Linked DNA regions of Homo sapiens: regions 2 and 3 are each linked to region 1. Evidence: chromatin loops called from intact Hi-C (ENCODE). Cell type or tissue: B cell. All regions are shown on one strand.

Region 1 (5,000 bases):
ATTGGCCTATCTGTGAAATATGATTAAGATAATATTGACCTCAGGTTAGGAAATCACTTGTCCAGAGGTAATAAAACCTTTTCAGGGGCAGGAAAAGATGTGCACCAGCCCACATTTGTTTATTGCCTGTGATGGGAAGGGAAGATACTCAATGTTTCCAAAGTCAATTTTAGGCCTTGTATACATCCTAAAAGAAACATTTGCGATTAGTTTTGAGTATGCCTGGTTAGATTATTAGGACCACAAGTAATTCTAGTCCTCTTCTGTTTTCTGTAGTGGCAGAAAAGAAAGAGAGCAAGTATGAGATTAGCTCTTTGGGTTTTGCTTCTTCTTTTTTTCTTTTTCTTCTTCTTCTTCTTCTTCTTCTTCTTCTTCTTCTTCTTCTTCTTCTTCTTCTTCTTCTTCTTCTTCTTCTTATTATTATTATTATTATTCTAGAGACAGGGTCTCACTCTATTGCCCAGGCTGGAGTACAGTGGCACAACTCACTTTAACCTCAAACTCCTGGGCTCAAGCAATCCTCCTACCTAAGCCTCCCCAGTAGCTGGGACCTCATATGCGCACTACCATGCCTGGCTAATTAAAAAAAAAAAGAAGGAAAGAAAGAAAAAGAAAAAGAAAAAACTTCTTGTGGTGGGGCGGCGGCGGAGGGGGTTGGGTCTTTCTATGTTGTCCAGGCTGGTCTTGAATTCCCCTCCTCAAGGAATTCTCCCACCTTGGTTTCCCAAAGTGCTGGGATTACAGGCATGAGCCACTATGCCTGGCCTGCTTCTGATACTTGTAAAGATGTTCATGGATTGGGTGGGGAGGGGGTGGTCAGGAGGCAGAAATTAGGAGAAATTGAGGTTGCAATTCAGCTTCCCTTCTGCATAGAGCATATGGTCGAAATCTGTTTTTCTACAAAGACATATAACAAGTACTTAAAGGTTCCACTGAAATTAAAGACTGGAAGGCGACTTGTGCAGATGTCATGAAACAGGAGCAAAAAAATGTGACTCCGTTTTTATTTCCCTTTCCCATTCCTGTGGTTCTGTCGTTTTATGCAAGTCAGAATCCTTTTGATGGGAATAGAGTGAAATGGGAAAGGGAAGTGGCGGAGAAGGGGAAACAAAAACTTCAAGGGAAAGAATCTGACATTACTGTTCTTTATAGCAGACTCCAGCCCCAACATACACACTTCTTACGTACAGCGCCTTATACACACAACCAACACATACAGGCATTCAGTTAGTTTGGGTTTGTTGTTGTTGTTTGCTACTAAGACATACGTTTGTTAAGTTATGTAGCTTTTTTCTTGTTGTTCATCTAATTTATGTAAGAAAACTTAGCAATAATTCACCTAGTAATGTTTTAAGAAGATGGCCACAGAGAGTGGGAAGATAGAAAAATATATATCTAATAGATTATATAGGCTTCAGATTTCTGGAGAATTTTCATTTTGAGGGTCAGCTAAATTCAGCCTGATATATATGCTTTTATGAAGGATTCTCTGATCTCCCCATAAGTGTCTCACATTCAGGGACCTCATTATCTTTATTATGTAATTTTACAATAAATTATGGTTCTATTGGACTTAAGCATTTATACAAACATTAGCTCCCTTAATCATCATAGTTGTAAATGGGGCAAATCTTACAAAGAACATTGAACTTGGAATCAAGAAATCTAATATAAATTTCTAGCTCTGCCATTTGTCAGTTTATTGAGTTTGGATGAGTTATAAGATCTCTTTGAACTACATCTTCCTCATCATAAGATAGAGACAGTAAACACTTTCTCTATCCCCCTCAGGGGGTGGTGGGAAGGATTACATGAGACAATGTATATAAATGCAGAAAGTATTATAGGTTTGTGAAGTGTTTATTGACATTGTTACAGATGACAGAATGAAGGCTCAAAAGGTTCAGTTAGTAAATGGAGAGTCATCACAAAGGTATATAAATGTTATACCTGGGACTTCATATTTAAAAAGGTCTGAGGGCTATAAATAAGTGTGGATAAGAAGTCTTGGCTCTGAAGTTCAGGAAGAACAGATAAGAGGCCTATGTAGCTAACTAATCCATAAATAAGGGCCACTAGTTTTTTTAATATATATTTAAACTTTTGAATTTTAGTTAATGTTTGAAAAGACTTTGTGAATACCTCAAAAACTTGATGTTACTAAATTTGCAAGTAGGAATTTAAATGCAAGTTATCATCAGCAGAAAATATTATTTCATCCTGTATTAAAAGCAAGGCCAGGTGTGGTGGCTTGCACTTCGAATCCCAGCATTTTGGGAGCCCGAGGCGGGCAGATCATCTGAAGTCAGGAGTTCGAGATCAGCCTGGCCAACATGGTGAAACCCTCGTCTCTACTAAAAAAAAAAAAAAAAAAAAAATACAAAAATTAGCTGGACATGGTGGCAGGTGCCTGTAATCCCAGCTACTCAGGAGGCTGAAGCAAGAGAATTGTTTGAACCCGGGAGGTGGAGGTTGCAGTGAGCCAAGATTGCACCATTGCACTACTATAGCCTGGGTGACAAGAGCAAAACTCTGTCTCAAAAAGAAAAAAAAAAGACAAATTGTGGTGACCCTGATGATGTGTACCCAATAAAAACCACAGAATTCCTATGTATTCAGCACCTCAGCTGTTTCAGTGTGACAATGGCCTCACTTACTGTGCAAATCCTTAGAGTACTTACCTACCACTAGATGGAGACATAGCCATAACTGATCAAAGTCCACTTAGCTGTTTAAAAGAAAAAAATACCTTACCCTCCAATAACCATATATGAAAAAGTACATATTCATTAGCAATACAATGTGATAACTTTCTTTGATATTTTGATACACTTGCTTGAATTTTTAGTATTTCAGAAATGTGAACTATTGTCAGCTGTGAAGGTTCCAAGTGCCTTCTAGATGGCGTATTTATACCTCAAATCTCTGGAACTGGGTAGCAGAAGACAGTAAGTTATAAAAGCAAAATAATGTAAAAAAGTATATATATAGTTTTTAGAATAGTGTGAAGAATGTATTTTCTATTAAGGAACATGAAAAGATCTAATAAACCTAGTAACCGAAAACTTCTATAAAGTACAACTTTCTGCCTCTGAATTCAGAGATTTTTTTTTCCAGAATAATCCTAGGTAGATGTATTTGCTTTATCAATTCTGTCTGAAAGTCTGTGACCCTATTCACTCTATAGATTCAAGGTTATCTTCAAACTAGGGACAATTTCCTTTATTATTTATATGTTTATTGTCTACAATGAAAATGTTTTATATATGTGATGATGTACTTATATATGTACTATGTTAGGTCATTCTTTCATTGCTATAAAGAAATACCTGAGACTGGGTAATTTATAAGAAAAGAGGTTTAATTGGTTTATGGTTCTGCAAGCTGTACAAGAAGCATAGCGTATCTGCTTCTGGAGAGGCCTCAGGAAGCTTCCAATCATGGTGGAAGGCAAAGGGGGAAAAGACATGTCACGTGGCAAAAGCAGGAGCAAAAGGGAGAGTGGTGGTGGGGTGGTGCCATGCACTTTTAAATGGACAGATCTAATGAAAACTCACTCACTATCATGAGAACACTACCAAGTGGATGGTGCTAAACCATGCCTGAGAAATCCGGCTCCATGATTCAGTCACCTCCCTCCAGGTCCCATCTCCAACATCAGAGATTATAATTCAATACGTGATTTGGGTGGGGACAAATATCCAGACTATATCATGCATATATGTATGTGTACACTTATATGTATCTATATTTTTATAGAATGTGTATCATAAAAGTGAGATTTATAGGTTAAGCATTATATATACTTAAATGTTATCAGAAACTGCCAGATTACTTTCCAATTACTTTCCATTGTAGAAATTCATACCTCTACCACTGATGTATACCTTTGTTTTACCAAAATCTTTTCAACTTTGAATGCTTAAAATTTTGCCAATCTGATTAATAGAGACTAATTTATAATTTTCTATTTTCATATCTCTAAATGCCTGTAAGGTTAAACTTCTTTCCATATATTTGTTAGCTATAGGCAATTTTCCCTCTGTAATTGTCTATTGCTTCATTTTTGTCCAATTTTTTATTTGACAGTCTTTTTCTTTTCAGTTTGTAGAATTCATTTTATATTGACTATTAATCAGTTGCAAATATTTTCTCTCTGGCTTACATTTACTTTTGCCACATAATTTTTAATATTACATTATTATTTTTCTTTATATTTTCTGAGTTTTATTATGTTGAAGTTTATCCAATTGTTATTCCCAATTTTTACTGTGATACACACAAAAGGGAATAAAATCATATATGTGTATTTAAGTTTTAGTATATAGTCCACCTGAATTTTCCTTATACAAATGGTGTGTGCAGCAATCTTTCTTCCAAAACTGTATACATTTATGCTGGCCTCATTTTTAAAATACAACATTAATTTCTAATAAATTGAGATATTATGTTCATCCTAGATTAAGTTTTCATATAGCACTGTATCTGTTTTTGTATTATTTCACTCTTGGCTTATCTATTATGAAATATATATCAGTACCCTTTATGCTGAATTTTACAGTTTGAGACATCTTGTTTTAAGGAATTAAAGATATAAAACAATAAGTAGTCTTAAAAATTAATGACAGAACTCTCAAATTTAGTAAAATTCCTGTACTTCCCATAGTAAAGATGAACAATTATTACTTGTTCCTCTTTCTGAGGCATCAGAAGTTATAAATCGAGAAGATTACTATTTTTCCTGAAACCTAAACATAACACAGAGGTTTTTGTTTTAATAATTTTTCCACAATGAATAGTTCTATTGTTTTGATTTGAATTTTTTCCCTACAATAAATCATTGTTTCCTTGGTAGCAGTGTGGCATATTGTCTCATTGCAAATTACCTAAACTTAGCGCAAAGGCCTTTTTCTCTGAGTGGGACTTCCAGTAAGGGAAAGCCTGCAGTGGCTGCTTAACTGTATGCTAGCCTGGTTAAAATGTGTTTCTCCCGGTTCCTC
Region 2 (5,000 bases), 95 kb before region 1:
GGATGATGCTCCAAGAAAGCTCATATTTCTTACTTATTTTTCCCAGACAGCCTGTATCCATCATCACACATTTGCTTTATTAAGCCAGCAGTTGTTAAGCAAGGAAGCCCTTGTCTATGTTCCCTGCCTCATCTTGTGCCACTTGGTCCCCTCACCAAGGTGTGGCCCTTTCCCCTTTTTCAGTTTCCCAAAGACACACATTTTTCCCGTCTATGACATTCCTTCTATGTGACGCAATTTTATCTTCACTCTGACTTCAATTCTTCCTTCAGGCATCTGCTAAAATGTCACTTTCTTATAGAAGCCTTCCCCAGCCTGCCTATGGCCATACCACCCTGAACACACCCAATCTCATCTGAAGCCTTCCCTGACCCTCTTAGGGATTTGGAATCTAAACTACTTCCCTCTGCCCCACCCTATAATAATTTCTAGTCCGACACTTTGCTTTTCCTTTCATATCAATAATTGTTTGTTATTACAATTTGTGCTTTTTATCTTTGTGTGCTTTTAGAAGTATCTATTTCTCTCAATAGATATTAGATATGCATAATTTAAAGGCAAGAGATGATGTGTTTTTTTGTACCTCTAAATTAATACTTAGTCCTGGTGCTTAACACTCAATTATAAGAACTCAATGCATATTTGTTGCAATGAACAAAAAATGAAGAATTACTTATAAAACTCAAAAAAATCAAGAATCCAAGCTATGTCCCCCAAATCTCTGATTTAGTGGGTCTAGGTTAGGGCCCAGGAGTCTATTTTTAAAAATTTTCACAGCTGATTTTGATAGATAACAGCACTTTGAGGATACTGTAAAAAAAAAAAACACTGAGTAAAACAGTTGCTGTTATTTTCAGTGTTATGCATTCACCTTTCCTCTAGTTGATATGTGGGATGAAATACAATTTTGATATTTGTCTTATCCATTGATGCCGGACAAAGGAAGAGATTCCATGTGAAGTGCCTAGCGCCAAAAGCTGTATTGAGAGAGGGTAAATGTCACAGCAAAGCTTGCAACGAGAGGAAGGAATGAGACCTAAAGTAACAAAGCAAATTGAATGAACCATTCTTGGAAAGAAGTTCCTTCCCCTTAATTACATAATATTCTTACCTGCATAGTAGTATATGAATAGTATAGGTAATTATAAAAAGCAAAGTTGTATAATAGCTCAAAAAAGGAATATATGAGCCTTCAACAAAGAAAGCTTGATGTAGTTTCCTTTCTCTCCTTTATTACCAATCCCTCAATTGTGACTAGTTCCTATGACAAATATATTAATATAAAATCCACAAACTGAAGACCTACCATAATTTTAAAAGTTTTTATAGCTTTATCAAGATATATTACATACAATGATTGATGAGTATTTGAAGTGTACAATTCGATTACTTATAACATATGTATGCGTTGTGAAACCATCACCAAAATGAAGACAATAAACGTTTCCATCATACATCCCACCCACACAGAGTTCCCTCATGCCCTTCTGTAATCCATCCAAACATCCACTTCCTTCTCTAGGCAACCTTCAATGTGTTTTCTCTTACTACAGATTGATCTGACTTTCTAAAATTTCATATAACCCGAATCACTTCGTTTATATCCTATCATATAAAGGAAATAACTCAGGTGGTTTTCTCTTACTACAGATTGATTTGACTTTCTAAAATTTCATATAACCTAAATCACTTCATTTATATCCTATTGTATAAAGGAAATCACTCAGGTTTTTTTTTATGGTTTAGCCTTCACACAGCATAATTAGAGATCCATCTAGGTTGCTGCATGTATACAAATTGTTTCCTTTAGTTGCTGGGTAATATTCAATTGCATAAATATATCTTAATTTAGTTTATCCATTTACTTGTTGAGGGACATTTGGATTGTTTCCACGTGTTGGCTATTACAAACAAAACTGCTATGAAAATTCATGTACAAGTCTTTGTGTGGACATATGATTTCATTTCTCTTGGGTAAAAACCTAAGAGTAAAATGTTGAGTGTGTGTCTAAGGTTTTAAGAATCTGTTGAACTATTTTCTAAAGTTAATGTTATAATTTTACCTGCCAAATAGCAGTATATTATAATTCCAGTTACTCCACCTTATCGCCAACACTTGGCTCGGTCAATCTTTTTCATTTTAGTCATTCTAGTGGGTATGTATTGTTATCTCATTTCGGGTTTTGTCTTGTATGACTCAGCCCACTTTCACATTCTCCTGGTTCAGATATTCCATTCAAAGCAAGTTGATGTATTCTGTGCTATATGCACAATTAACACATCATCACTTTCATGTCTGTTGCAATATGAGCTGTCAACCCAAAGAACACTCTGCTTTCCATTCTGCATACTTACCCTTTAAGGAATAGATTTGCACTTGCTTTGCTTAGGCACCTCTATCAGTTTAAAAAAAGAGCATGCCCTTTCAAATATATAAATTTATAAATTATATATGTACACGAACATAAATTATATGCCTCAATATAAATTTTTGAAATGTAACACAGATAAAATAAATATTTTAAATGCTTTGTTAATCATCATGACTTAGCACAATCATTAGCTAACATCTAACGGGACAAAAAACAGTCACATTGAGTCTCTCTGTTCACAATAGTGAATGTAAAGCTTATTTCGACAGTCTTCATGATACTTTCTAGGTTTTTTGGTTTCATCGAGTTGTGATCAGTTGTGATTAGACTGACAGCATTTCTTCTACTTAATGCCTCTGACAAAAAATGTGTATACATGTGTCTTTGCGGAGAGGGTGAGAGGGATTGTCAACTCTACCATTTTCTTGTTTTCTGGAGTTGGTTTTATTACTGGGATCTTCACCCAGCATTTCTGTGTAGGACACTTTTGATGTTACCTGTCCAAATGTGAAGCTTATTTTAGATTAAAATAGATAATATAAATCACACATCCACTCATCTGAGCATATGTAAACCAAAATACACCACAAAGCACAGAAAGCAAATTGGAACTTCCCTTCTATCTTGCACCTTTACCTAGCAGGGATAACCAAACCAGATCCTATATGAGGACCACGTGAGGGCGCCAGAGTCCACCCTATATTAAACACTGCCTGGTAAAGCTTAATTCGTGTACTATTTTATGGCTCAGAATGTGGTCTATCCCCATGAATGTAAGCGGGAGAATATGTGCTCTGCTGTTGTGGATGAAGTCATCTATATATGTCAATTATACCCAAGTGGATTGATGGTGCTGTTGAATTCAAGTATGTCCTTACGGATTTTCTGCCTGCTGAATCTGCCCATTTCTGATAAGGAGACTTCAGCACCTTTTCTGATATCAGAAAGATATCATAGAAGTCTCCAACTATGATAGTAAATCCATCTATTTCTCCTTGCAGTTCTATGGGTTTTGCCTCACGTATTTTGTCTCTCCATCAGGTGCATACATATGGGATATTGTTACGTCTTCTTGGATAATTGGCCCCTTTATCATTATATGATGCCCCTCTTTATCCCTAATAATTTTTCTTGGTCTGAAGTCTGCTGTGTTTGAAATTAACACAGCTATTCCTGCTTTCTGTGACTAGCATTAGCATGGTATATCTTTATCCATTTACTTTTCATATATATTGTCTATATTTAAAACGGTCTTGTTGTACACAGTATATAGTTGGGTCTTGTTTCTTGATCCACTCTGATGATCTGTTTCAAATGGTGCATTTCGATCATTGACACTCAAAATGATTGTTGATATAGTTGCTTTAGTTTTGTTACTGGTTTTTATTTGTTGCTTTTTTTCTCTTGTTCTCTGTTTCTATTTTTTGTCTTCCATTCTTTTCCTGCCCTTTATTGTTTTTTGTTTTGTTTGTTTGTTTCTTTTTTTTTTTTTTTTGATTTGGAGTTGCGCTCTGTCACCCAGGCTGGAGTGCAATGGCACGATCTCGACTCACTGCAACCTCCGCCTCCCAGGTTCAAGCGATTCTCATGCCTCAGCCTCCCGAGTAGCTGGGACTACAGGCACCCACCATCATGCCCTGGTAATTTTTGTGTTTTTGTAGAGACAGGGTTTCACTATGTTGGCCAGGCTGGTCTTGAACTCCTGACTTGAGGTGATCCACCCACCTCAGCCTCCCAAAGTGCTGGGATTATGGGCATGAGCCACTGTCCCCAGCCATCTTTATTGTTTTAACTGAGCATTTTATATGATGCAATTCTCTCTTACTTATTAACATATAAATTATAGTTCTTTTTTTCACATTTTTCAGGGGTTGTCCTACATTTGCAATATCTATTTGCAGCTAATCTAAGTCCTCTTTCAAATAGCACTATACCACTTTACGGGTACTGTGAGTAACTCATAATAACAAAACAATCCTAGCTCCTCTGCTATTTTTTGTCGTATGCAATCTGTTTCTAGATTCACTCTTTAAGTGCTAGTAAAGCCATATACCTTTCACTCATCCTTTCCTGATCATAGGAGTTGAGATTTCTCGCTTTTCGGTGATCCTGCAGTCTTGCACGACTTCTTAGTCATGGTTTTTCAGACATGCATGGGGGTTTTCAGATTACAAAACACTGTCACATGCATTACACCATCTGATTTTCAAAACGTCTCTCTCAGAGATCAGGATGTCAGTTGTGCTCATTTTATACATGTGGACACTGAAGGTCAGTGATGTGACTTAACTTACTGGGTCCAAGACACCAGCTGGTAAGTAGCAGAGGCTGGAAAAAGCAGAACGCTGGCTTCCTAATAAGTAGATTTCATAAAACTCCACCACCTACTTCTATATGCATACACTTTGGGTGCAGAGCTCTTATACTTCTTTAAAATTCCAAAGGACCGTGCACACTGGAAGCATCCATCAGCATTTTAAAATTTAAATTATGTCAGCAACAAAATTTCTAGGTAGTTTAGTTTAGGCTGTTTCACATTTGGAAGTTATTGTGATAACCTCAGTAAATTTTTTTTTTGCAATTAATAGTGTCTGGGATTGTTTATAACAGTAACTTAATCAACATAGG
Region 3 (5,000 bases), 320 kb after region 1:
ACTGGTTAATATCCTACAGAGTAACAAACTGTAATATTTGCAATTAGCTTTTCTACCTGGTGGAAAGTAATTAAAACAAAATGGACAAAATATATTTGCTCTACTATAACCAGGAATCATTTGCATTGTTCTCAGATAAGAGTCATTTGCATTCCTATAAATTTACTGCAAATTAACCTCTATGCTTAAAGAGTTCTAAAAGAACTTTAAATAAAGTCAGTCAGAGATCATCTCCAGAGGGCCTGCTAGAAAATGCCCAGGAATCCATTGAGCATTTACTCCAGTGATCTCTTTTTGCTAATCCTAAGCTTTGAATAATTTTTATTTACATACCCCATGTTCTACTTCTTGAGGAATGCATGTTCTTCAGTATCTTTTATAGATTTATATACAGAATGTTTGTACAATAAATTATTTTAAAAAGGAAGGAAAATCTAGTTTAGCCCTACATAAATATGGACATAAAATAGAACATGTATTACAGGAAATAATTGCAAGTAATTCTTCATCTTAATGGCTTACTTCAGATTCAGAACTATAGGACTTTAGAAACCATATCACTTATACTATTGTCTTACTAATATTTCTCCATAAAATATAAAAATACAAAAATATTCACACTAAGTGGGCTCTATAGAGACAATAAATAGCATCACAAAGTTTGGGTCAGGTTTTTTCTGTCAAATGAATTAGAAGAAAACTTTGTCTCAAAGGTTTTTGGATTTTAGAATTAGAGATTAAAGAAAGAAACAGAGAGTGATTGAGAGAGAGAAAGAGAGTAATATGGTGGGTCTTGGGGGAGAGGCAGAATCAGAGATAGATGCAGAGAGATAGAGATGCTTAGGAAGGGGTGTCTGGGGACTCTGAAGGACAAGTCTCCACCTGGCACTGCCATTGTCCCCCGCCCCAATCCCACTCTTCCCTCCTCAGCCCTCTCTCCCCACAGGATGAGCAAGAGCATCAGAGACAGAGATGGAGACAAAAGACAGACAGAGGAGACACTGACAGAGTGAATCAGAGAGAGACAGAGACAGAGGAATTTCTCCTCTTCTCTCTGCCTCCCTCCTCCTCTCCCCAACACCTCCCCCTTCACCACCTTCCTGCCTCCCTCTGCTCCCCTTCCAAGCCTGCATATTCTTCAGGGCTTACCCTCAGCTCCAGGACAGGGTCCTCCTGGGGCTCCTGATGGGTGAATATTTACACCACAAGAGTAAATAAAGATTACAGGCTTATATATTTTACTATTTGTATCCAAAATTAGGCGAATTAATAAATGAGCGTTAGCAGGCTCTTCTATTCCTTTGAACATTAAAAGATAGTTGGATCTATGCCAGATCGTTTCCTGGAGAACTGGGGTAATAGATCAGGTGAAACTGTTGTTCTCAGACTGGCTTCATTGCTTTACAATGGAATGGGCAAGCTGGGCATAGTGGTTCACACCTGTAATCTCAACACTTTGGGAGGCCGAGGCAGGTGGATGGCTTGAGCACAGGAGTTCAAGACCAGCATAGCAAGACCTCATCTCTATAAAAAATAAAATTTTATATATATTAGACAGGCATGGTGGCATGTGCCTGTAGTCCTAGATACTTGGGAGGCTGAGACAGGAGGATCACCTGAGTCCAGGAGATCAAGGCTTCAGTGAGCTGTAATTGCACCACTGCACTCCAGTGTAGGCAACAAAGCAAGAACCTGTTTCAAAAAAACAAATAACAACAAAACACAAAGAAATGGGCAGATGGTAGTTAAAGGAAGAGATCAGGAGGTGAGGAAGGAAGAGTAGAAATATAAAAGTCAGCAATGCCCAATCTGGGGGAAGAGTTGTGGGAAGTTATAAAAGGGGCACACACATTGCAGTGTGTGTAAGATTTTAAGAGAATTCAGGAAAGACTATTTTAAGAAGTTCTACAGGGTGTCATGAATGGATTCCCTTTGGTCTTTGTCAAGAGAATTCAGAAAAGATTTAAATTGCTCTTTTAATGTTTTTTACACGTTGGGTTGATGTTTCCCCAATGCCTGACCAAAACAACCTGGGCCAGAAAAGTGTGGGGGGCGCACAGCCACATACTCAAACTTATGTACAAGGCATTTGAGGTTGGGGCATGGAAAAATGCTGAGGCACTGTGTGTATGTTATTTGTGCATGAGAATATAATTCCTTGACCCTGAAAACAGGACAAGGAGTGGAGTGTGTGATAAGGAACGCTGAAAACAGCCTCCTGAGAATGCGGTTTGAGTGCTTTGACAAGGCCACAGGTGTCTCACAACCCGACCTCAAAAAGCCATCTGGTGGATGTTTGTGGTGTAACAAGCCCTTTCAATGAATACATGGTGGGCAGATATTGGGGCGGACTCTCCTCAGAAGAGCTGCTCCCTCCCCCGCTCAGCTGGAATTTTCTGAGAACTCATTCTTGGCGTTCACTGCAAGCTATAAGCTTTGCAAAAAGTAGCCTTAGGCAGATTCCATGGGAATGTAAATTTTAAAAAGAATTTGTAAAAATCAAATTGTGCATGAAACACTGTAGAATAAGCTTTAATTATGAGTTTAGATGGACCTGCACTGTGGCAAGATCAGAGTTGATGCATTGTTACTCTAAGTTTTAGGGGACAAGAATAAGTCACCTTAAAATATGCCTCTTTGGCATAAAGATTATTTTGAACTGCAGGCAAATGAGATGCAATGGAAGCAGAAAGAAGCCTTCCTGGAGTATCTCTTAGATGACTCTAAGCAGAAACTTCTGAGGAATGAGGACTGCTGTAAGTCCTTTCTCCGGAGGGAGATTTATGTCCACAAAGAAGTCAGTGTCAAGACAGACCTACACAAACCTTCTCCATTAGTTTCTTTCAGGTATTTGCCTTCTCAAAATTTGCAGCCCTAGAAACTTAACGTTTTTTCCTTTGTCTTGTCACTTCTCTACAAAGTTATTGCTCTTTTGTTAAGATGCTATATAAATCTAAGCTCTAACTCCCCTTTGAGTTACTCATCATGAGGTTCCTCCCAGGTGGGGTGTGCTTCACACATTAATAAATTGTTTGGGTTTCTTTTGTCAATCTGTTTTGTTAGTCTAATTTACAAAGTCCCAGGCAGAGAACCTAGGAGGGTAGAAGGAAAAATAATTTTTTCCTCTCTTACAAAGCAATGGCAGCCTAACTCCTCAAAGGCTACTGCTCACCTTGTTATAGCTCTTCAGACCTGCTACAATGTTTCAATTACCTACTAAGGCAGGTTGCTACTTCTTCAATAGCTATTGAACCCTTCTTTGGTAACTAAACCCTAATTATAACTGGCACAAAGCCACTTGGAATAAAAATATTCCAGCCTGCATGAAAGCTGTATGTAGCCACTTGACTACATTTTGACCAATGAGGTATAAGCATAAGTGTGCTTGCAAAATCTAGGAAATATTCTTTTTTTAATTTTTAACTTTACAGTAGGTGTATATATTTATGGGTTACATGAGAAGGGAAATATCCTTAAAAGAAGCTGGTATGTCCTGTTGCCTTCTTCCTTCCTGCTGGCCAGAGTGTAAACATGTTTTCTGCAACTGGAGTAGCCACCTTCCTCTATGAAGTAGAATCCAACACATTGTTCTTTTTGAGCGAGAGAGACAGAGAAAGAGAGAGAGAGCGAGTCTCACTCTGTCATCCAGGCTGGAGTTCAGTAGCATGATCATAGCTCACTGCAGCATCAAACTCCCAGGCTCAATCAATTCTCCCACTTCAGCCTCCCGAGTAGGTAGGACTACAAGTGTGCACCACCATTCCTGTCTGATTTATTTTTTATTTTTGTAGAGATGGGTGGGGGGGGGGTCTCACTATATTGCCCAAGCTGGTTTTGAACTCCTAGCCTCAGGCAATCCTCCCGCTTCAGCCTCCCAAAGAGCTGAGATTACCAGCCTGAACCAATGTGACCTTGGAGTTGTTATTTTAGATTTACTGAAATCCACAGCTGAAACCAACTCTAATCTGAAACAGAGTTTGAGTGAAATGACTCAGGAATTTAAATTCAGAAAAGAATATTTAACAGACTTTATTAAAGCATACTCTGACACAGTTTCCCTTCCCATCCATAAATTCTACAAAGACAATGGGGGAAAGAGGAGAGAACCTAGGAAGTGAAAACTGAATGGCAATGAAGAGGCAAACATATCAGTGATGAAGGAAACCCAAATGGATAAACAAGTTATTCTCTGAAAGTAGGCTGGATGTTTGGTGAAGGGCATTAAACATGTTGAGAGTAGACCCCATGCTACAGTGCTGCTTCCCAAGCGTTCCTATGCTTCTGAAATTATTTTGCTTAATTGCAGGGAAACTCTCCTATAGAATCTAATCTGATTTTCACAGGTAGAGTGTTGCATACAATCAAAAAGGCATTTAAATGCCTTTGGGAATTCAGAAGCGTAGTTGTTCTGCTTGTAAAGGGCTGAAGGAATGCAGCTGACATTGGCTTGATGAGAATAAAAGAAGAAAGACTGTGCTTTGATGTTTTTAAGAGAAAGAAAATATTACTCTCCATGATTACAGTGATGCTATCTCATTAAAAACCACGTTCTTAAATATCCCAGTGTGCAGTAAAAAAATTCCAGTACATCATATATTCCCCTCCTCCGCTTAAATAGTATCAAATGCATGTCACTGGATTATTTTTTCTTTTACATGTTAAAGGAGAGAAATGGACAAGAGAGTATGGACAGTATTACGTAGCTCCTGTTTCCTACCCTGAGGTCCAAGAATGGGTTTCAGGTCATGACCTCCCTAAACTGTATGCAAAACCTATGTGTCAACCTTTTTCTGGGTAGAGAGTCCTTAGCATGTCAAATTCTCAAATGAGTTCAAGAGAATGAATGAAGGTTGGATGGTGCAAAATACTTCTAGAGACCATAAACCTTGGTGATGGGCCATTGTCAGACGCCACAGGAAGTGCCCATGGGCTCATCACCTCCTGCCGAGTTCAAAACCAGCTTGGGCAACATAGTGAGACCCTATTTCTACAAAAATGAA

Evidence for each region. Hi-C counts contacts between places; a loop is a spot of excess contacts. Peaks named below come from ENCODE experiments on the same cell type or tissue, not always from the same donor. Only the 100,000 strongest peaks of a DNase experiment are listed, where the experiment ranks them.
Region 2: it touches region 1 in a loop (11-fold over the local background); 26 of 110 quality-filtered maps call a loop at or near these places.
Region 3: it touches region 1 in a loop (20-fold over the local background); 95 of 110 quality-filtered maps call a loop at or near these places.

What each region holds. Positions count from the first base shown.
Region 1 is chr1:207,402,800-207,407,799 of GRCh38, reverse strand. The region is part of intron 1 of LOC124904498 (a long non-coding RNA gene); the gene reads left to right. Among named protein-coding and RNA genes, the nearest start is that of CR2, 49 kb to the left of the region's middle. In B cell, CTCF peaks have their summits at 2,493 and 2,694 (motif pointing right); DNase peaks (open chromatin) are centred at 1,799 and 2,699; H3K27ac peaks cover 1,374 bases.
Region 2 is chr1:207,497,745-207,502,744 of GRCh38, reverse strand. The region is part of intron 1 of CR1 (complement C3b/C4b receptor 1 (Knops blood group)); the gene reads right to left. Among named protein-coding and RNA genes, the nearest start is that of CR1, 4.1 kb to the right of the region's middle. RefSeq lists an enhancer at 3,126-3,185. In B cell, CTCF peaks have their summits at 2,869 and 3,070 (motif pointing right); DNase peaks (open chromatin) are centred at 3,064 and 4,524; H3K4me3 peaks cover 701 bases; H3K27ac peaks cover 667 bases.
Region 3 is chr1:207,082,167-207,087,166 of GRCh38, reverse strand. No RefSeq gene overlaps it. Among named protein-coding and RNA genes, the nearest start is that of C4BPB, 4.2 kb to the left of the region's middle. RefSeq lists an enhancer at 2,005-2,214. In B cell, CTCF peaks have their summits at 2,092 and 2,297; a DNase peak (open chromatin) is centred at 2,286.